Regions from separate parts of the Homo sapiens genome. Here region 1 is linked to region 2. Evidence: chromatin loops called from intact Hi-C (ENCODE). Cell type or tissue: PC-9. All regions are shown on one strand. Links, peaks and the distances in the headings refer to the core of each region. The heading gives the core; the rest is flanking DNA. Region 1 overlaps LTBP1 (latent transforming growth factor beta binding protein 1). Region 2 overlaps LTBP1 (latent transforming growth factor beta binding protein 1).

Region 1 (16,079 bases), core at 8,080-16,079, 360 kb before region 2:
TTTAAAGTGTTATTGAGAAACTTGAGCTTACATCTGCAAACTTTTAAGTAGGTTTTATCTTTGAAATGACTACCTGCAGTTCCTGATCGAGAGTTTTAATTTAATCTCTCGGATTTCTAATAGTCACCATCAGTGAAAAATTTGCACAAATGGAGGCTAAAACTTCTAAATTTTTTAAAGATCACTCAAATTTAAGACATTTAAAATTGCATTTAAAGAAGCTCTTCTTTTTTTATGTTGGCAAAAGTAAAGTTGAAATTTCTTGTCAAAATGCCAGTGGATTTAGAATCCAATCTATCTTTTTTCATGTCAAGTCTTTCAAATGTTGAAGCTGTGATTCACAGAATGCCCCTGCGTTGTTAGAGCAGTTACCACCTGTTTTTATACATCTGTGGAATGTCCATTTGGAACACCCAGCTCTGCAGAGGATGGCTATGGCCCAAGGGTTTCATTAAGCCATTCTAAGGTAGCAAATCATTAATGTGATCACAGTTAACTAGGATTAAGAAATCAAGCTGGGAAAGATTATTTGATTAAAAAAAAAGCATTTGACGTTTTTGACACAGTAAGGATTTCAGAGTTCACATTACTGACTGAAAAAAAAAAAGTGACAAGATAGAGACTTGTTCGAGGTCGTATAGCTGGCCATGGAAGAGACAGAAATTAGGGCCCAGGTAGGTGCTCTGAGATGCCAAGTCCAGTGCTATTTCTGGAAGACCAGACATACATCCTTTGACAAAAAGGAAGGAGCAGGTGAAGTGGCTGTGTGGTTCTCTTTTTTTTTCCTAGTGAACTTTAAGCCCATACAATTCCAATTACTTCATCTTCTCCTTAAGACTTCTACATCCCCGGTGGGGCGCGGTGGCTCACACCTGTAATCCCAGCACCTTGGGAGGTTGAGGTGGGTGGATCACAAGGTCAGGAAATCGAGACCATCCTGGCTAACACGGTGAAATCCCGTCTCTACTAAAAATACAAAAAACTAGCCTGGCGTGGTGACGGGTGCCTGTAGTCCCAGCCACTCGGGAGGCTGAGGCAGGAGAATTGCGTGAACCCGGGAGGCGGAGCTTGCAGTGAGCCCAGATCCCGCCACTGCACTCCAGCCTGGGCGACAGGGCGAGACTCCGTCTCAAAAAAACAAAAAAACGGAACAGTTCTACATCCCCACGCCCTCCAGGGTAGAATCAGTTGGTTCTGCTTTGTTTCCATAACACTGAATTCTAGGTTCTATTAATTACTATACTTACCTCATTGCCTTGTGGTTAGTCCCATCTGTCTTCTGAGCTAGCTATGGGGTCAAAGATGACTAGTTATTCATTTCCATATTCCCAGGGCTGGCACAACGCCTGGTACAAAATAAGCATTTAACAAATGCTTATAGAATAAATGAAATAACAGCAACTCCTTTTCACTATTAAAATCTTAGCAGAGGCTAATTAGTGCCTACCCAGTTCTCTTACGTGGGAAAGTTCTGTACGAACCATTTTCCCCTTTCAGCCTCTTTCTTCTCTGTTCCCTCTCTATCCTTGAGAGGCTGCGCAGCTTGCTGAGTATGCAACGCCCCCAGGAACCCACGTGCTAGGAACTTCTTGGTTTTAAAGGAAAGATGCTGAAATTGAACCCAGCTGGGCATGTTCCCCAAAGCCCAGCCGCTTGCCATTTCCTTAGGAGCATCTCATTATCCTTTTTTGCTTTTGCTCTTTGGGCCTCTGCAAATGGTGAGAGGAAAAGGGCTGTTTTTTCTTCCAAGAGCAGGACATTCCAGGTGGGGCTTAGGAGCAACATGACATCCTGTTCTGTATGTGCCTTAGAAGGGTCTGAGATTTTTATAGTTTAAGGTAACCTGCAGAGAACTATTAACGTCACAAGGGAAGGAACCAGGGAGGACAATTCCTACGGAGAGGAAGAGAGAAGTTTGCTTACTGATAGTAGAAAAAATATTCATCATTCAAAGAAATGTCTGGGAATGGGGCTGAAAAAGTTGAGATCACTAAAGGTTGAGGGAGAACTTTAAAGACATCTTAGTAGGAAGGAAAACTTTACCCTGGCCCATAAACATCACATGTTAAGGCTTCTTTGAGAGCATAACCTACCACTCCCGCTGGGTTCTCTTTCTGCTCTAGCCACACTGATTTTACTGGGCCTGAAGTTCCCCAAACATTCTCACCTCTTCTTTTGGTAATGGCCAACCCATACTCTTTTTTGTTTGTTTGTTTGAGACAAAGTCTTGCTCTTGTCCCCCAGGCTGGAATGTGATGACATGATCGCTGCTCACTGCAACCTCTGCCTCCTGGGTTCAAGTGATTCTCCTGCCTCAGGCTCCTGAGTAGCTGGGATTACAGGCGCCTGCCGCCATGCCCGGCTAATTTTTGTACTTTTAGTAGAGATGGGGCTTCACCATGTTGGCCAGGCTGTTCTTGAACTCCTGACGTCAGGTGATCCACCGGCCTCAGCCTCCCAAAGTGCTGGGATTACAGGCGTGAGCCACCACTCCCGGCCCATGGTAAAGCCATAATCTTAAAGGCAGTGAAAGCCTTCAAGTGAAAGCCCGAGGACCCTCACATTCCTGTAATGATTGTAAATGTTTTATCCTAACTCGGGGAGCTTTTTTCCCTGAGAACTGTCTTCTGTCTTATCAGAATGTGATTTATCGCTGCACTTTGCAGATGATGCCTTCCCTATTCCCTTTTTCTCATAATTGCAATTACCCATCACTTTGATATTGGCTTTGGCAACCATCTCTATTTTCTTCTTCTTCTTGCCAAAGATTTCAGCAGCAAATAATAGGTGCTATAGGACATATTTAAGTCACTCTTCTTTGAAATTTGGAGAGTATTAGCAACATAGAATTTTAGTGCTGCAAGTAATTAGAACAATTCATAAATCTATGGTTATGGTCTTGTAGATGAGGGGGAAAAAATCCTTGTTCCTCTGCCCTTCTGAATTCTCCACTGGGGCCTTTGTAACAAAAGACAGATTTAAAAGTGAAAAACAAATAGAAGTGTATTAACACGTGTATCTCATATACATGGAAGGCTTAGAATTTGGGCTTAAATACCATCTCCAGTTAAAATAAAGGAAGAAAGCTATGGAGGAGGCAAGTTATGAGAAGGTGAATAGGGAAAGTGTGGTAAACAACTGTGAGGCTTATTATGCAAGTTTAAGTCCCAGAGCGATCATCTTTCTGATACAGAGAAGGAGAGATATCCTCACAAATGGAAATTTTCTTTATAAATTTCCCTTATTAAAAAAAAGTATCCTATGCTGTTTTCAGAGCCTCTACTGTCTGCTGTTTCTGAAAATAATCACATCAAAATAATCATTGTGCTGACCAGGCGCAGTGGCTCACGCCTGTAATCCCAGCACTTTGGGAGGCTGAGCCGGGTAGATCACGAGGTCAAGAGATCAAGACCATCCTGGCCAACATGGTGAAACCCCCTCTCTACTAAAAATACAAAAATTAGCCGGGCGTGGTGGCGGACGCCTGTAGTCCCAGCTACTCAGGAGGCTGAGGCAGAAGAATTGCTTGAACCCCGGAAGCGGAGGTTGCAGTGAGCCAAGATCATGCCACTGCACTCCAGCCTGGTGATGGAGCAAGACTCCGTCTCAAAAAGAAAAAAAAAAAATCATTGTGCCAAAAAAGCATATTTAGAGTAGCATAGTCTGGTCGGCTACAGGTTGCCTCCACAAAGTAGTACATGAAACACTGACATATATGTTAACTAAGGCTGGTGACTCAAATGAAATATTCATGAGCCTCATTTCTTATACCTATTTCTGGCAACATGGAGTCATTAAGATTTACCAGAATTAAAGTACAATTTTAGAGTAAGAAAGTCTCTGTGTGAAAACACTAAAGCTAAATTATGATATGCTTTTGTATCTATAAACTTTTTTTTTGAGAGTGAGTCTTGCTGTGTTGCCAGGCTGGAGTGCAGTGGCACAATCTCAGCTCACTGCAACCTCTGCCTCCCAGGTTCAAGTGATTCTTCTGCCTCAGCCTCCTGAGTAGCTGGGACTACAGGCATGTGCCACCACGCCTGGCTAATTTTTTGTATTTTTTTAGTTGAGACGGGGTTTCACCGTGTTGGCCAGGATGGTCTCGATCTCCTGACCTCATGATCCCCCCGCCCTGGCCTCCCAAAGTGCTGGGATTACAGGCGTAAGCCACTGCGCCCGGCCTCTATAAACTTTTCAAATAGAAACATGAAGTTGTACAAAAGAACTTTGATATATTTAAGGGTTTATTTTGCTAGATTAGTACTTGCTGCTCATTTCAACTAGCATGGCAAATTTCAAGAACATAACTTCAAACTATATAGGTTTAAATTAGATGGCCAGATTTAGTTTTTTTGGAATGACATTTGATTTTATGACAAATGAATAAAATATTACTGATAGTATTTTACAGTATGGAGACCACTTCCATGGGCGTGCAGAAGAAGAGAAATGGTTCTTAATTGGGTATAAGATGCTTAAATGCAGCTGGAAAATACATGTCAAATGAATGACTAGACTACATCTTACCATGTGCCTGTCTCTTCATGACCAATGAATTAGGACCACTGTCACAGAATCCTAGACCTCGTGTGAAGGCCACTGACATTAAGCCTAAAATTGCAGTAACTTCTGAAAGGAGCTAAAAGAATCTTAGATACCACAAAAAGAAAACCGTTTTTCTAGGGTTGTGAAACAAACTTTATGCAACAAAACTTACTTAAAAATAGTCACATTTAAAGCTATGTATTTTTGACTGGGCGTGGTGGTGGCTCACACCTGTAATCCCAGCACTTTGGGAGGGTGAGGAGGGGTGCATCATTTGAGGTCAGGAATTCAAGACCAGCCTGGCCAATATGGTGAAACACTGTCTCTACTAAAAATACAATAATCACCTGGGCGTGGTGCCTCATGCCTGTAATTCCAGCTACTCGAGAGGCTGAGGGGAGAGAATCGCTTGAACCTGGGAGGCAGAGGTTGCAGTGAGCCAAGATCATGCCACTGCACTCCAGCCTGGGCGACAGAGCGTGACTCCATCTCAAAAAAATAAAAAATTAGATAAATAAATAAATAAAGCAAGCTATGTATTTTCATTATGTACAGGCATCTCCTGCTTAATATAAGTAATCTGTAAAAATGAAAATTTGCTGTGTGAAGAAGCTAATAGAATTCATGATACACCTCAGTCAAATCCCTTAATTTCCTACAAAGACAATGGAAATGCAATAAAACTATCATGTTAGACTGTAAGATGCTTAAAGCATCTCTTAGTATCAAAGTTGCTTTGTGTGCAATAGTATCTTCTCTTCCCTATTTGTTTTTCTCACACATACGTGGCTGTCTTCTGTACAGTTTTAGACACTTGCTGTACTTTTTTGGGACTTGCACACCACTAGGTAAAAACAAGGTCTAGACGTGGAAGGCACTACGAAAATGCATTAAAAGCACATGCTGGAAAGTGGAAACAGCTGGAAACTGGTCACACATTTCCCCTATACAAACATCAGCTACAAGATGTTGCAAGAGACAGGTAAGATATGAAGCTTTGAGACTGTATTAGCTTTCTATCACTGCAAATTCAGTAGCTTCAAACAATACACATTTGTTATCTTCAGTTCTATAGGCTGGAAGTTGACCTCAGCTTCCCGAGTAGCTTGGATTACAGGTGTGCACCACTATGCCCAACTAATTTATGTTATTTTTTGTAGAGGTGGGGTTGCACCATGTTGCTTAGGCTGGTCTCAAACTCTTGGGCTCAAGCGATCCACCCGCCTTGGCCTTCCAAAGTGCTGGGATTACAGGTGTGAGCCACCATGACTGGCTTCCTTCTACTTTTAAGGTCCTCTTCCTTTTGGAAGAAGTCACCAAATGATCTGGGTGGGCCCAGTGTAATCACAATGAAATCACCCTTGTGATTACATTGGGCCCACCCACATAATCCAGGATAGCCTTCCTATTAAGGCCAGGTGATTAGCAGCTTATCTATAACCTTCCTTCCCCTTTGCCATGGAAGGTAACATACCCACAGGTTCTGAGGATTAGGACACGGAAATCTTTGGGGTGTCATTATTCTGCCTACTGTAGTTATTTATTTAGTTATTTTTGAGACAGAGTTTTGCTCTTGTTGCCCAGGCTGGAGTGCAATGGCACGACCTCAGCTCACTGCAACCTCTGCCTCCCCGGTTCAAGCGATTCTCCTGCCTCAGCCTCCTGAGTAGCTAGGATTACAGGCTCCTGCCACCATGCCTGGCTAATTTTCTCTCTCTTCTTTTTTTTTTTTTTTTTTTTTTTTTTTTTTTTTTAGTAGAGATGGGGTTTCACCACATTGGCCAGGTTGGTCTCGAACTCCTGACCTCAGGCGATCCACCCACCTCAGCCTCCCAAAGTGCTGGGCTAACAGGCGTGAGCCACTGCGCCAGGCCTACTGTAGTTATTAAAATGCAAAACCTTTCAGAAAAAAATGTTATGTGGGCAGATATTTCTGCTGGATATGCCTAGCGATAGTTTGTTTTTAAAAACTCAGATGCTTTTTCAAGTTAAAGTGAATTTCAGCTAAAGTATGAAACAATGAAACAATGGCATTACTGTGGTTGTATAAGCAGGGACTGGAACTGTGAAAGCTATTATATTCATTTTTCCTGTGATGTGTATTTTAGTTTGCTAGGGCTGCCATAACAAAGTACCAAAAACTGGGCGGCTTAAACAACAGAAATTTATTTTCTGTCAAATCTGGAGTCTAGCCGTTGGTTGGAGTTCAAAGTTTCCGCAGGGTTGATTTGTTCTGGGGCCTGTCTCCTTGGCTTGTAGATGGCCATTGTCTCCCTGTGTCTTCACTTCTTTCCTGTGTATCTGTGTCCTAATCTCTTCTTGTGTTACAGGTAGTTAGACAAGCATAAGCGGGGCAGGAGAGGGTTCTTCCCCCACCCACTAGGAATGTCAGGTGGTGGTTCAGCAGTGACCACATTGCCTCTCTAAAAGTGATCAACTGGCAGCCAAGGCCCAGGGGCGGGGTGGGGTGGGCATTTCCTGATGGCCCACACCTGCTGCACTTAAGTGTTAATTAAATGCAGGTGCCAAAGAGATGCAACTTCCTGGGCATGCACATTAAGGACAAAATGGTGGAGTACAACCTTCCAGGGGCACACCACCAGGAAAGGGAAGAAAGCCTCAGATGGGCATATGTACAGCTTCCTCAACACTGTGTGTGCTCACTTCCCAAGTGTAAGGAGGGTGCTGTGTGTGCCGGCAGCCCACCCTAAGGGAAGAAGCATGGAAAGGGGCCAGCCTGTAAAATCCTAGCTAGGTCAAGGTTAAACACTGCACTTGGCCTTCAGGTGCCCACTTGGGTCTCTTCCAAGTGAACTTTCCTTTCTTTCCTGCTCTAAAGCCTTTTTAAATCAACTTCCATTTCTGCTCTGAAACTTGCCTGGTCTCTTTTTCTGCCTTATACCCCTCAGTCAAATTCTTCTGAGGAGGCAAGAACTGAGGTTGCTGCAGACCTATATGGATTCGTCACCGGTAACTCAGACACCTTCTATGGGTGACACAAGGACAGCAGTCATACTGGATTAGGGCCATTCCAATGACCTCATTATCCTTAATTACCTCATTAAAGATCCGATCTCCAAATCTAGTCACTTTCTGAAGTATCAGAGGTTAAAATTCCCACATATGAATGTTAGGGGAAACAATTTAGCCCATAACAAGATCTAACAAATTTAATGATTAACTTGTAAAAGACACTACATTAACAGAAGACCACTGGAAAAGATAAAAGTGGGGAGAGTGGGATACAACTTATACACATGTACTCATTGACAATTACTCTCAGGTAGAATTTTTTCTACAAAAATGGTGATTTATTTAACATACAATGGTAGATATATTGGGGATCATCAAATTTTTAAAAATTTTTGTTGGGCTTACTTTACATATTACAATACTAACGTAAGCTTATAAACTCTTCCATTTCAGTGAAGGAAAGGGATCCAATTAACACCTGCTAGCAGCTTGGCTAAGAACGGACATTAAAATCAGACAAAACACTGAAAATATAAAGTACTTTTCTCCAAATGTGTATACAAAGTTTTGGAACAAAATCACTGCCTGCTCCACAGGACAGACAATTTGAATTTCAAAAATGCTCCAGGCCGGGAATTGCATAACCCTGTGTAACAATACTTATAATACAGCTTAACAATATTGTATCGAAGACTTTTTCATTTGAGATTTTTAAAAAACTGAAGTAAAAGAAAAACAGTAGCCAAGGAACTGCACAACCAAAAAATGAAAATTATATAAAATATTTCCACCACTATTTAAATGCCAAATTTAATCAAGCAATAGTAAAAAAACAAAACAACATAATAATACAACCTTCTGTTTAAAATAACAGCACTGTTCCACCTCTCTTCCATTGAATTTTACATATGAACAGACTATATATACTGGTTTTTTAGAGAAATGTCCATTTGGTCTGCCACACCTATCGGGCTCATCCTAAATCCTCTCATTGTCTTCAGAGGACTTGCAATTCCATGCTGTTTCTGTATTTCCAGCCTTCCGGGGTAGGTGCAATGTCTCAAGTATAATACATTTCTCCCTTTTCCTTTACACAGTGCAGAGTATATGGGCTTAGGTTATGTAGATTCTGTTTCACTCCAGGTCACTGTCTTTCTCTAAATTCAAGGCGGTATTCAACGGAGTGCAGTAGTTTGGCTTGTCAGAAGGCACGTAGCCTGGCAGACACAAACACTTGTAGGAACCATCGGTGTTAATGCACTTGGCATTCTTGCAGAGAGACATCCGGTTGTTCAACTCATCGCATTCATTTACATCTGCAATAAGTCAAGCCATGCAGGTAAACAATCTTGGATATTATTCTGTGAGGACACATAACCTGAGGCTTACCTGAGGCCCTTCCCCCGACCACCCCAAGGAAGCTTTCTCGTCATTGCTTCAGTCACAGACAAGACGAAGATGACTTTTTTGAGATCTTAAAGAGGCAGATTATCAGGGAGGTTCTAGAACTTCTTTCACTGTTATCTAGCAAAACATGAGCATTTTGTGAGCTTGACATTTTCTAGTAGAACCTCAAGGAAGTTGGAGGAACTATATTACTTCCAAATTCCTTCCCATAGGTATGGAGGAACTGCTAGATTTGTCAAGAGGAACCAGATACCTACGCAGAGGCCTCTCCATACAGCCTGTCTAAAGCCTTCCATAACATTCACAGACCTCCTTCTACATGAGACCCATTTAGGCTCTCACTCACTTGAAACATCTGTTAAGAAGCTAGGTTACCTATTTTACAGACACACCATGGATTAAAACTAACAAAAGCAAAGTGGGCAAAAGGACTGCTTCAAGATGGAGAAGAGGCCAGGCGTGGTGGCTCACGCCTGTAATCCCAGCACTTTGGGAGGCCAAGGTGGGCGGATCACGAGGTCAGGAGATTGAAACCATCCTGGCTAACACGGTGAAATCCCGTCTCTACTAAAAATACAAAAAAAAAAAAAAAAAAAAATTAGCCGGGTGTGGTGGCGGGTGCCTGTAGTCCCAGCTACTCAGGAGGCTGAGGCAGGAGCATTGCTTGAACCTGGGAGGCAGAAGTTGCAGTGAGTCAAGATCACCCCACTGCACTCCAGCCTGGGCGACAAGAGTAAAACTCCATCTCAAAAAAAAAAAAAAAAAAGAATTGTGGTAAAATACACAGAACATATTTACCATTTTAACCATTTTTAAGTATATAGTCCAGTGGCATTAAGTATATTCATACTGTACTTAATGTACATCTCCAGAACTTTTCTCATCTTCTCAAACTGAAACTCAGCAAATCTATCTTAAATGTTCTCTACTGACTGAGATACGGGGTGTCAGGAAAAAATTAATGTCCCATAAAACACACGTCATTCTTACCGACACAGGTCATCTTGGCCGTATCCAAGTGATACCCATCAAAGCAATCGCAGGTGTAACCTTCCTGGACCCTCACACAGCGACCATTTTCACATCCATTGAGGATGCCGCATTCCTCAGCCTGTAACTCCTCAAAGCTATTTAGAAAACCTGGAAAGGAAAGGGCAGAAGCTAAGTTAGAGCTTCTCAACTTCCTATATCATTTTGTAAATGATATTTAGATGATGGTTCATTTTCCAAATAGACACATATATGTCCATACATATTTCAGACATCTTAAAGTTAGCATTAGAAATACTGAATGTTGCTGTGTAAAATAGCATAAAAATAAAAAACTTGTATATTTTGTGCAGAGTAGCCTCATTTTGAATTCTGATATTCTATGTTAAAATCACATAAAACGAGAAAGCAAGTATGGTTTTTGTTTTTGCTCTTAATTATTAAAAGTGTTCATCCAAAGTTCCAAACTTCGTGAGTTTGCAGTAGGGCAAGTGTCAGACTCTCAGAACAGAACCAACAGAATTCACTATCGGAGTCTAGTAAGCATTTGCTAAGAAGGTCCGTAAGAGTGTGAGGCAATACGTTTTCAGCCGGCGTTTGTAAGACCAGAGAGAAGCAGGCTGGCTCTGCCATGTGTTTGTTTGCTCTGGCTACGGAATGAGCCTTACAAAAGGGCTCCCAGGGGATCAAAGGAAAAATTCAGTAAAAGGGCCTCAAAACATCCTGATGAATGAGAAAGAACATCATACTTGTGTTTAGAAAACCCAAAGTCTGGGCTCATGCCTATAATCCCAGCACTTTGGGAGGCTGAGGCGGGCAGATCGCCTGAGGCCAGGAGTTCAAGACCAGCGTGGCCAACATGGTGAAACCCTGTCTCTACTAAAAATACAGAAAATTAGCCGGGCGTGGTGGTGGACACCTGTAATCCCAGCTACTTGGGAGGCTGAGGCAGAAGAATCGCTTGAGCCTGAGAGGTGGAGGATGCAGTGTGCTGAGATCACGGCCACTGTCCAGCCTGAGCAACAGAGCAGGACTCTGTCAAAAAAACAAAAGACAAAAAACCAAAAAACAAAACAAAACAAAACACACACACACACCAAAAAAAAACAGAACCAAAAGTTTTTTTTTAAGGAAACAAAGAAACTCTTGTTTGGCTCTTTTTATAGTTTAGATCTCTTGAAACCAAGTCAGAGCTAGACTTTAGAGTTTTTGTGATGTAAAAACAATTTAGCCAGGCATCAAGAGTGTTTAGCTCTCATTTTGCAGAGGAAAGTTCTAAACATAAATCCACAGTGACCCAACACACTGTCATGTGGCCTCTCATCTCCTGTCTCTTCCCAATAGTACCACAAAGTAGCTTCAAAAAAAAAAAAAATATATGGCTAGAACTTTCTATCTGGCCTTTGAAGTAATTCTCCAGTGGAACTGCAGGGGGCAGCAGGCAGCAAAATATCATTGCTTATGGAGGGCAATAAGGTCTAACTTGGAGGAATTGGACAAGGATATGGAGTTTGGTCTCCTTGATCACCAAAAAGCAACCAACTTAGCCAGCTTTTTTTTTTTTTTTCTAAACAAGGAAATAAAGACTTACTTGTTACTTCTCTTAACTACAACAAAAAAGAAGTTTCAACAATGACTAAAGTGCCTGAGGTCAACATGAAGACAAATTTGGTCAGAGTTTCTCTTACATTCTAAGATTAGGTGCCCTGAGGGGAGATAGGTGAAGAAGAAACTTTAGAGCATGCCCTTCAGAGAAGAAAGTGGGTTTTAGAGATGACCGAAAAATATACAATAAGTGAATCTTAAATTATCTGTTTGGGTAAGAACAATACACTGGTATTGGGGGACTTGAGTTCCCATTCCCATTTCCCTATGTGTACCTTGTAAACTTGGGCAGAAAGCTTATTTTTCTCACGTATGAAGTAAAAGCACTGAATTTTAGGATCTCTAAAGCCCCACTCAGTTATAGGTTTATTTTGTGGAAATGAACCATGGGATTTGAATCAGAGGAACTCGGTCTTCTGCTCATGCCTGTGACCCTGGCCAAGTCACTTGATTTTGTTGAAACCAGGTTCCTCATTTAAAAATAGAGAAACGATGCTATGTAGAATGGCATACCCAACATTGAACACAATGTCTGCACTCAGTAGAAGTATTTTGTAATGAATGAACACTTTTCTACCTTGTAAAGATTAAATGAGATTTGGCATAAGTTTGGGGGATAAAAAAGAAAATATGGTACATATACACCATGGAATACTAGGCAGCCATAAAAAAGAATGAGATAATGTCTTTTGCAGGAACATGGATGGAGCTGGAGGCCTATCATCCTTAGCAAACTAACGCAGGAACAGAATACCAAATACCACATGTTCTCACTTGTAAGTGGCAGCTAAATGATAAGAACTTATGAATACAAAGAAGGAAACAGCAATGACTTTCTTCACGGAATTGGAAAAAACTACTTTAAAGTTCATATGGAACCAAAAAAGAGCCTGCATTGCCAAGACAATCCTAAGCCAAAAGAACAAAGCTGGAGGCATCATGCTACCTGACTTCAAACTATACTACAAGGCTACAGTAACCAAAACAGCATGATGCTCGTACCAAAACACAGATACAGACCAATGGAACGGAACAGAGCCCTCAGAAATAATACCACACATCTACAACCATCTGATCTTTGACAAATCTGACAAAAACAAGAAATGGGGAAAGGATTTCCTATTTAATAAATGGTGCTATGGTGCTGGGAAAACTGGCTAGCCATATGTAGAAAGCTGAAACTGGATCCCTTCCTTACAAAATTATACAAAAATTAATTCAAGATGGATTAAAGACTTACATGTTAGACCTAAAACCATAAAAACCCTAGAATAAAACCTAGGCAATACCATTCAGGACATAGGCAGGGGCAAGGACTTCATGTCTAAAACACCAAGAGCAATGGCAACAAAAACCAAAATTGACAAATGGGATCTAATTAGACTAAAAAGCTTCTGCATAGCAAAAGAAACTACCATCAGAGTGAACAGGCAACCTACAGAATGGGAGAAAATTTTTACAATCTACCCATCTGACAAAAGGGCTAATATCCAGAATCTACAAAGAACTTAGACAAATTTACAAGAAAAAAAATCAAACAACCCCATCAAAAAGTGGGAGAAGGATATGAACAGACACTTCTCAAAAGAAGACATTTATGCAGCCAAAAGACACATGAAAAAATGCTCATCATCACTGGCCATCAGAGGAATGCAAATCAAAACCACAATGAGATACCATCTCACACCAATTACAATGGCGATCATTAAAAAGTCAGGAAACAACAGGTGCTGGAGAGGATGTGGAGAAATAGGAACACTTTTACACTGTTGGTGGGACTGTAAACTAGTTCAACCATTGTGGAAGACAGTGTGGCGATTCCTCAAGGATCTAGAACTAGAAATACCATTTGACCCAGTCATCCCATTACTGGGTATATACCCAAAGGTTTATAAATCATGCTGCTATAAAGACACATGCACATGTATGCTTACTGTGGCACTATTCACAATAGCAAAGACTTGGAACCAACCCAAATGTCCATCAATAATAGACTGGATTAAGAAAATGTGGCACATATACACCATGGAATGCTATGCAGCCATAAAAAATGATGAGTTCATGTCCTTTGTAGGGACATGGATGAAGCTGAAAACCATCATTCTCAGCAAACTATTGCAAGGACAGAAAACCAAACACCGCATGTTCTCACTCATAGGTGGGAATTGAACAATGAGAACACTTGGACACAGGATGGGGAACATCACACACCAGGGCCTTTCGCGGGGTTGGGGGAGGGGGGAGGGATAGCTTTAGGAGATATACCTAATGTAAATGATGAGTTAATGGGTGCAGCACACCGACATGACACATGTATACATATGTAACAAAACTGCACGTTGTGCACATGTACCCTAAAACTTAAAGTATAATTTAAAAAATTTAAAAAAAGAACTTACTCATATAACCAAATACCACAAAAAAAAAAAAAAAAAAAAAAAAAGAAGAAGAAGGAAACAACAGACACTAGTGGAGGGTGGGAGGAGGGAAGCAGAAAAGGTAATAACTATTGGGTACTGGGCTTCACACCTAGGTGATGTAATAATCTGTACCACTAACCCCCATGACATGTTGCCTATGTAACAAACCTTTATATGTACCCCTGAACCTAAAAGTTAAAAAAATTTGTACCATAAAAAAAAAATTGAGTAATACATCCATGGCAGGCCCATTTTAAAACTTTAAAGGAGAACAAGAGTCCCAGCTACTCAGGAGGCTGAGGCAGGAGAATCTCCTCAGCTCATGGGGTGAAGACCAGCCTGGGCAATATAGTGAGACCCCAATTTAAAAAAAAAAAAAAGTGACACCACATACTCAAAGCCAGTTAAGAAACACACAAAATAAAGACTTAATCTACGACAATATTTTCAGATCCCATGTATCACAGCAAAATGATTTCTACTTCATATCTAATACCTTTTTTATTATTACAGAAATTAAAACATAAAAAGTAAAACTTGAAACTCCCCACACATCAGGCAGGCTCCCCAAAATACTTCTGCAGGACTCTAAAACAGGTCAGGACACTACAGTCTCTGGTCCAAATCTGGCCTGCTACCTATTTTTGTAAATAAACCCAGCCACGCCCATTTGCTGCTGTGCTATCTAGGGCTGCTTTTGTGAAACTACAGTAGAGTTGAATACCTACAACAGAAACCACATGACCTGCAAAGCCTACAAATTTTACCATCTGGGCTCGGTGCGGTGTCTCACACCTTTAATCCCAGCACTTTGGAAGGCCAAGGCAGGTGGATCACAAGGTTAGGAGTTCAAGACCACCCTGGCCAACGTGGTGAAACTCCATCTCTACTAAAAATGCAAAAATTAGTCGGGCATGGTGGTGCATGCCTATAATCCCAGGGCTACTCAGGAGGCTGAGGCAGGACAATCACTTGAACCCAGGAAGTGGAGGTTGCAGTGAGCCAAGATTGCACCGTTGCACTCCAGCCTATGCAAGAGAGGAAGACTCTGTCTCAAAAAAGAAAAAAAAAAAATACTACCTGGCCCTTATAAAGGGCAAATGTTTGCCTATTCTCTGCTCAAGCAAATTCCAGTTTTAGAAGTACTGCTCTCCCTAAAGGTAACAGAGATGGTGAACCATAAAGGCGATAAGAAACCTCACTCAGCCTCCGTCTATGTTACTATCTACCCAACACAATCATTTTTGCAGCAGGCTCCAAAAGCCCTTGCTGGAGGTCAGAAAACTGGCTGGGAAGGGGGAAATATTTCTCTGCAACTTGTAAGAAATGTAAAGGCCATTACATCGTCCAAGCTGGAGGTCTTGGAACTGCATCTCAATTTCCTATGTTGCTAAATAAGAGATTGATGTGACACCAACATGTTTATTTCTTAACATGTGTAGTTAATTAAAAAAAAGAGCTTTAAAGCAATGCCAGCATTAAAAAGAAGGTACATAAGCCAGACATTTCAACATGAAAATTCCTGGAATCCAAACTATAATGCCATAGAGGCTTCTGACTTTTAGACTCTCAGGACCCATCAGTGCCTGGGATTTTGGTTCTCCATTTGTCCTGGGGTTACTGAGGTTTCAGTGCTTTTCATAATCCCAGGCTCTTGCTTACATCTAAGAACAGAGTTATTGAGGAGGTCTAGGGAGGAAAGCTGTAAGCCACGGGATTGTCAGAGTTGCATATAGACTTAACCTGGTATTCCTGATTAATGGGGCAAGCTGGGCTTTCTTTCAACCTTAATAATTCTTCTCCCTTCCTTTTTTCTTAAGTAAACGTTTACTGACCCGTAACATATACAGAGAAGCATCAAACCCTAAGTGCACAGTCTTGTAGCTGTGAGTGCATTCTGGTCCATTTCATAAAGAGCTGCATGGTTATGTGCTGTGGATGAAAAGAAAGAGTGTTGTTCATCTATGGTGTTAGGAGTCAGGATAGTGGTTACCCTAGGGAGGGGGGTGGGAAAAGGCACCAGGGGCCTTCTGGAGGCTGGCACTGCTCCTGGCCTGGGTGGGAGTTACACAGGCGTGTGTTAAGCAGCCTAGCTGGATTAATAGAATGTTCTTATCATGGACATTTTAAAACATTTTT
Region 2 (8,000 bases), core at 1-8,000:
TATTTTACTTGGTGTCTCGATATATTTGGCAATGCCCTGCAGGCTGCCAAGTTACAGGTGGCCACTGCAAGGGATGAGTCTAAAGCAGAATTAAAGATGATAAATGTAGTATAAGAGGTAAGAAGGACACTCAAGATGGATACAATACTGTTTCCCCTTATAGCTACCAAAGCTACCAAAATTCATTCAGGAGTATTTACAGCTTAAAAAATATATACAGGTGGGGTTTCTCTCTCCGAAAGAACAATTATGGGTTTTGGTGTTTTTTTTTTCTCCTGTCAGATGCTACTGGAGTAAAAGCAACAACTATGCATTTGCCCCTTTCCTACCCCTAAATTACTATCCATTTACTCTTCCTAGAATGATAATGAACAGAACTTCAATTTTCTCTCATCAAACCCTCAAAGAGAAGAGTGGGATTATAACACACAAAGGCCAATTTAACCTCTGAACACACTAATCAGTACTCTTCGAGTACATGTTTGTGAGAGCTAGAGACTGCCCAAATGAAACTACTGAGCAAAATGAAGAACCAGGAGATGAGATTTCACAACTAGGCTGGGGACAAAAAGACAAAGGGCGGGAACTGGAGGCAGAGCCCTGAGCGCAGATGTCCCAGGCAGGTGCCCAGAGGCAGGCACCCAGAGGCAGAGATGCGAGAAGCAGCCCCAGAGGATCCTACACATCTCCCAGGCTCACTGGCCACTGGTTAGATGAGGCTCTGGCAAAAAAAAAGACATTTTCCTAAGACTTCTCATGTCATAAATGACAAGGAAAAGAACATCTGAGTCTTTCCAAAGACTCAAGCGTATAGTCATTCAACAGTGCTATGGGTTCCTTGCAGCACAGGAAACTTTATGGTCTAGCCTCCAAATATTTTCTACTTCTCAGAACTCGAACTCTTTAAAATAAATTAACTAGGATCTCTAATTCTGGCAAAACAGAGGATAAGATGTCCAGAGAAAATTTGCCAGGATAAAACAACTAAGATTGCTGGACAAAATATAAAATATGGCTGAGATGTCAAGAAAGTAAGAGAAATCTTCACAGGCCAGGAACGACCAGAGAGCATGAATCCAGGGAAATGAGTTGGCTCCAGAACAGGAATTTTCCCTGGAGGGGCATCTGCCATTTCTGGATGCCTAGATTACAGGTTTTAACATGCTTCATGGGGCACAGAGACAAAGCTTGGTGCTGCATAAGGTAAAAGATTAGATCAGAAACCCTCGTGTTAAAACTTTCTGCAGGGGAAACCAAAAAACCAAACACTGCACTGCTGAGAGAACAGGAGGAGTCGCATCTGTCTTAGTTTGGGCTTTGGGTAAACACGAAAACAAGCAACAGCATAAATCTCAGGTGAGAATTCCTAACCCACAAGTTCGCCTTTATGTTGGTTTGGCATTCAAATTAAAAAGTATCTGAGTGATCAAAACAATAATAACCCCAACATTTAATTAAAAGCAACCTGAATGGGTAGTACCCCACTAGGAGACTTGTTAAAAGCAGACACAAGTGCTCTCCTCTGTAGGAATCCTCCTTAAAACAGGATCTTGGCTAGGTGCGGTGGCTCATGCCCTGTAAGCCCAGCACCTTGGGAGGCCAAGGCAGGGGGACTGCTTGAGTTCGGGAGTTGAAGACCAACCTAGGCAACATAATGACACCTCATCTCTCCAAAAAATTTTAAAAATTAGCTGGCTATGGTGGCACACACCTGTAACTCCAGTTACTTGGGTGGCTGAGGTGGGAGAATTGCTTAAGCCCAGCAGGTCAAGGCTGCAGTGAGCCATGGTCATGCCACGGCACTCTAGCCTGAGCGACAGAGTGAGGCCTTTTCTCAAAAAAATAAATAAAATAAAAACTATATCTTCAGGAATTCTAGAAATAAAATTCCAATGAATACTCACAATCAGAAATCACAAAATGAACAAGGAAACAAGCCAGAATCAGAGGAAAAATAAAAGTGCCAAATCAGTCCAGTAACAACTGTAGATTATTAAGACTGCAACTATAAGATACACAATGTATATTTAATATGTAGAAAGAGGTCAAAAATATGACTAAATAATAAGACAACATACACTAAGGAAATTTGAAAAGAGTCAAATAGAACTTTCAGAGATTAAAAAATAAATAACACTTGAAAAGATGACAGTGGGTATAACAGAATAGCAGATTAATAAACTAGAAGAAATCAGCCAGAACCCAGCACAAGAGACACAGATGATTATTACACCTTCCAAGACTTACTACACAATTGCAGCACTTTCAGTAGCATGGCACTGACTTAAGGATACTCAAAAGACCAACACAGTAGGATAGAGGATGGAGAAACAGACTTACATATTTAGAAACTTGAATGAAACATATATGATATGGTAGTTTTTTATAATTTTTTTTATGAGAGGGACAGGGGGAGAATTAGTCAATAAATAGTGCTAAGACAATAAGTTAGCCATATGGAAAAAAAATCACACATACTCAAAAATCATTTCCAGGTACATTACAGGAAATGTGAAAGAAAAAGCTTTTAGAAGAAAATCTAGAAAAATATAGCAATGAGATAGAAATGGATCCCATTTTATAAAGAAAGCATGATCAATGTAACTACTCTGGACAAGAGGCTTTTAAGCATTTTTTGACGAGTTCACTGTAAGAAAGCCATTTTACATAGCAGTGTGTGTTCCAAAAACAAAAGTTTCATGAAACAACACCTACCCTTAATATGAGGGAAGCATTTTGATATTTTTCTATTGCATGCTAAAAAAGCTTTTTAAACTATGCAACAGAAGACTTGTAGAAAAATGTTCATCACGAGGCTGGGCACAGTGTCTCACGCCTGTAATCCCAGCACTTTGGGAAGACAAGGTGGGTGGATCAACTGAGGTCAGGAGTACAAGACCAGACTGGCCAACATGGTGAAACCCCGTCTCTACTAAAAATACAAAACTTAGCCAGACATGGTGGCACACACCTGTAATCCCAGCTACTTGGGAGGCTAAGGCAGGAGAATAGCTTGAACCCAGGAGGCGGAGGTTGCAGTGAGCTGAGATTGCCCCACTGCACTCCAGCCTGGGTGACAGAGTGAGACTCCGTCTCAAAAAAAGAAAAAAAAAAACGTTCATCATGACCCTGTTGTAACAGCAAAACACTAAAAACAACCCAGTGTTCATTATCAGTAGAAATGATAAATTGTAGTATACTGACATAATGGGCTACTGTAAAAAGTAAAAGAATCCCCAGCTTTAATCAGTGGTTCTCAAAGTGCAGACCCCTCCAGCAGCATTCAGCATTGGCACCACCTGCGAGTTTGTCAGCCACCCAAATTCTCCACCCCTCCCCAGACCCACCAAATCGGAAACTCTGAGGTGGGGCCCAACAAGCCGTATTTTATCTAGCAAGCCCTCCACCGGCGATTCTGATTCATGCTCCAGTTTGAGAGCCACTGTTACAGAAGAATGTCAAAAACACCTTGAGCAAGAAAAGCAAGTCTCAGAAGAATACAAACAATATGACATTTGTTTAAAAGTCAAAAACTAAACAGCACAGTATCCAGATATACCTAAAAATGTGGTAACACTATAAAGAAAAGCAGGAAATAACTGATATAAATTATTTTCTGGGAAAAAAGGATAAAGGAATTAACAAGGACCACGTAAGAGCCTCTAAGATAATGACAACAGTGTTTTTATTTCTTCAGCTACGTAGTGGGTACAACAGTTTGGGTTTTTTTATTACTATCCTTTAAAATATGTGTGTTGTAAATTATAATCATTATGAACGATCTCTTTTCTAAAAAGAAAAAATGCTGAACTGAGGTTGAGAATGTCAAGTCGTGAACGTAGAATTATACCCCATGTGAACTCAATTCTAACAAACGGCCTACAAAAAATTGAGTACACAGCAAGTGTTAAATATTTGTAGACTATTAAATGTTTACAGTGATTTGATATGCTTTTGCATTCTTCTCCATTCTTCCGAATTTCTCACAATGCATAAAACAACCCAAAAAGAATTTTTTATCTAGAAAGTATGAAGAAATACAGTAGACTATAAAATAATTTGGTGTCCACCTCACCATCACTCCCATTTCAAGCTTGCTCTCTTTTCCGGATTTAAAATTCAAATCCTGACTACACAGTTTAGCCTATGAAAAGATAATGGTCTTCTATTCTGGTCTCAAAATGTGTTTTTCCTCTCTAATTTTTCAAAACACTTTCATGGAACTCTACGCAGTTTTGCTTACTTCTCATCTCCATATCAAGGTATATAGCCAGTTAGAATTTTTTAAATTAAAAGCAATTTATGTGTCATTTAGAACTAAGTAAAACTACACAAGAAAATCTCTTATAAATCATACAAGGACTGCTTTAAGAAACTCATTTGTTTCTAATTTATTTTCTCCATTAGCAACGTGTTGCTAAAATCACAAGAGAATAGAACATTGCTCATATGAATTAATTCCTATCCATCGGCAACAAGGGGAACCAAGGGTCGGCTACGGCATCCAAAGAAAGGCAATTATGCACAATGAGCAAAGAAGGTGGTTCGAGGTTGCACTGCCAAGAAATGACATATTCCAGTGGAGTTAAACCCCCCTCTTCAAATTTTGGCATTCTGCGGTATAAAAATAAAACTGAAGAACATTGAAAAGCAAAGCTTGCCACCTGCTGCCCACTGGCATAATCGTAAATGTTCAAATTGCATCCTTTTTTTTTTATTTAAACCCTTCTACTAATTGATTGGCATGGATATTTCCATATTGCGTATTTATTCATTTTCACCAGTCTCTGAGAGGAAATGTCAGCCCCTCAAATTTTTAACCAGATGCTATTTCAAACCCTATACATAATCAGCTATAACCAGTGCACCTCTAACCAGAAAGCAAACCCAACTTCCAAATGGTTATATATGTTGTGTACTGTATATAATAAATCCACCAAAATGCAGTTGTGCTCATTATAGTATCCAGACCAGGGAAGAATTCCTTTGAAAATGTGCCAGCTCTGTCCTATGCTTCCAGGCCTGTCATCATTCTAGATGATATGGAATACAAAACCCATTTTCTGATCCTTATAGATTTTAAAATCCAAACATTAATAGCTTAACTCCCTTCAGCTAGTTTATAAATAGTTGATATACATTCACACTACAAAATTTCAAGTAGAAGCCCAGCTAAAACACCTCAAAGATCAGCTTTAAACATTTAAACTTAAATACCTTAATTATATTAATACCGACAAGTGTTTTCATGGGTTCTGAAAATGTTTTCAGTATTCTTTTTCATTTGCACTTATTCTAAAGAAGTCTGAGAAATAAATGCATTTTAGCCTTTTTTTTTTTTTTAGAACAACAATCCTTCAAGTCTCGTCTCTTTCTTCTAACTCTGTAGATTTGCGTATCCATGCCATCATTCCCTCAAAAACAATCCAGAACGCTGCTAAGGAGAAAGTGAAACTTTGAATTAAAGAAGAAAATGCCATCTGAGAGAAAGATGCCCTAACAGCCAGTCACAAACCCAATTAGGACGGTGAATGATGCAAACACGACTCCATCTGCTCTCCTGTCCCCCAGGGAGCCGGGGAGGGGGTTAGGGCTGTGGCCTCTTGAGAGGCTTATATGGCAAACAGTCTCATCACATCACATCGATAACTCCTGAGGCGCTTTGAAATACAACTTTAAAGGCTTCTGCCTGCTGAAACTGTCCATACGCAAAATAGCACCAAAGCTAGTTGAAGTTTTTTCAAGTTTTGTCTGGGAACTACTATAAAGCAGACAATAAAAAATAATTCATTTTCAAGACAGATGGCACCATAATGTTGCACTATTTTCTAGTGTGCATTTTTTCCTAAACACTAGAGGCAGCGTCTCCATACAAAAGAAAGTCCATCCAGCTGCAGCCAGTTAGCTTTCAGATTGCTGTTTCTGTAGAACATCACACACATTAAAAAAAAAAAAAAGTCCCTTTTTTCCCCCACCATAGTCAGCTCAACCCTTTCTTCTAAAACTCTACAGGAGCTATTATTTCATGCATTATTATTGTCAGTGTTTCTGATCTCTTTCCCGCTTGCATCTGATTGTTCACACCTGAGAACACCTAGAAGTGGTTTGTACTTGTAAGGTTAAAGTTTAGTTAGATCTTCCTACATGCTGTCTGCAATTCAGAAGGGTGCCTGGTGCACACAGGTAATGATACAGTAAGTTAATCCTTTAATTAATTAAATCCAGGCCCATTAACACCAGAACTGGGCTTTGACTGAACAGATAAAATATCTGACTTAATATCAACAGAGGGGACAGTATTACATGTTTTGTCCTATGAAAATATAGCTCTCTACTAAAAATGAAAAAAAAAACCACTTACACTAGAAATGATGGAAGAAACATTCCAGTTATCAATTATTCATTGAAACTAAAGACTATTTAGTTTGGCTGCTAGCACACTGCCTGGCACACAGTAAATATTCAACAAATACATGTGAAATTGAAAGTCCCAATCATTTCTTTTGGTTTCTTGTCAAAGACTTCCTAATGGAGCTTGATCAAATCCTTGTTTTTCATGAACATCCTAAATTATTTGAACATAAAGCTGAGCTTGATCAAATCCTTGTTTTTTATGAACATCCTAAATTAATCTGAACATAAAGCTGATATGGATATGTAAGTTTTTTAAAAGAAGTATAGCATTTCCTCACTAGGTATGAAAAGCATTTCTGATTCTGTGAAAGGCAATTACCATTATTTTTATCAAGCAGCATGTTACTACACTACTTCACAAAGCAAATCACAAAAACTTTCCTAGCAACTTTAGACCTTAATAGCTAAATTAAATGAATATAAGTCTGAAACAAAAACTGCTTTATTAATAGTATCAAATACATATGCAATTTTTGTGTCATACTGTTACTTATTTTATATTATTTTAAATAATAACTAATGAGAATGCAGTCCAGCTAGGAAGACATTTAGAGCCTAACAACCTGTTGGTTATTATACATCTGTGTGTGATTACCCAAGGTTCCTTTCCAGTTCACCAATACAGGATAATCAAGATGTAGGACTTCTGTCACCTAAAGGAGGAGGAATATAGGTGAGTGGATCACTCCTAGTGTAGCAAGAAAAACACAGAGAAGATACACGGAAGTTGATATCGATAGGGGTAGAGATAACAAAAAGTAGTTATGGCAAAGCTATAAAGCCAACAAAGATAAAGGTAGAAAACTCTTGAACATTTGAAACAGGAAAAAAGACCTTGATTATTCTACAGAGCATGATGTGTTAGTTTGATCAACACAGAAGGAAATCAAATCTGGTTTTGATTATGGGTTGATGAATTTGAGTCTAGGGATAGAGTGTAATAAGGAACAGGAAGCCTTCAATGATATCCCCTACTTTCCTGTTCCTAAAGAGGATAAGATTACATATCATTCCATTTAACATAGGTAGAGAGAGAGATCAACATTAGACTACACATAATTCCTTAACCCGAATCCAAAGGAATTATTTTCTTGACTGGCAGTCTGAATCCTTCCTGTTTTAAAGGGAATCAGATCCCTCTCCTCTCAAGTCCCTGTGCAAGACAGACACTCCACAGGGCCAGCTCCTCTAGGCCTCCCTCTCTCTCATCTGCCCAGCAGCCAGCCTCCCAGGCCTTCCCTCACACTCTCTTAGCACCCCACCTGACCTGGCTTTCCAGGGTGAGCCTGACACTTCTTCAGTGACTATCAGAGCCATCTTCATATTCCTCGGAGCCCTACACAGAGCTCCTCTGTCTGACTGTCAAGGCTTTCCATAATTGGACCTGCCCACTCAATCTCATTTCCTGCTATTCTTCAATCCCCACAAAGAGATCAATTCCCCAACAGGAGAATCATTCCCACCCTATCGTCCACCTGTTATTTATTTAAAGGCCAGACTCTCCTTCACTTTTCCAAGTCCTTCCAACTCTGGTCAATGTTCCTTTAGTCCAGTCCTCCAGCCCCTGCCAATCTCCCCCTTCCTTA

Evidence for each region. Peaks named below come from ENCODE experiments on the same cell type or tissue, not always from the same donor. Only the 100,000 strongest peaks of a DNase experiment are listed, where the experiment ranks them.
Region 1: a loop joins it to region 2, with 24 times the contacts of the local background. A loop is called at or near these places in 6 of 110 quality-filtered maps.

The regions. Positions count from the first base shown.
Region 1 is chr2:33,391,119-33,407,197 of GRCh38, reverse strand. LTBP1 (latent transforming growth factor beta binding protein 1) reads right to left here. Exons shown (of 34, transcript NM_206943.4): 33 at 9,916-10,065; 34 at 7,689-8,834. The coding sequence ends at 8,653. Among named protein-coding and RNA genes, the nearest start is that of MIR4430, 19 kb to the left of the region's middle. In PC-9, for the core only: CTCF peaks have their summits at 11,148 and 11,348 (motif pointing right); no DNase peak of the experiment used is centred there.
Region 2 is chr2:33,031,572-33,039,571 of GRCh38, reverse strand. All of the region lies in intron 3 of LTBP1 (latent transforming growth factor beta binding protein 1), which reads right to left. Among named protein-coding and RNA genes, the nearest start is that of LTBP1, 89 kb to the right of the region's middle. In PC-9, for the core only: CTCF peaks have their summits at 4,452, 4,653 (motif pointing left), 5,696 and 5,896; no DNase peak of the experiment used is centred there.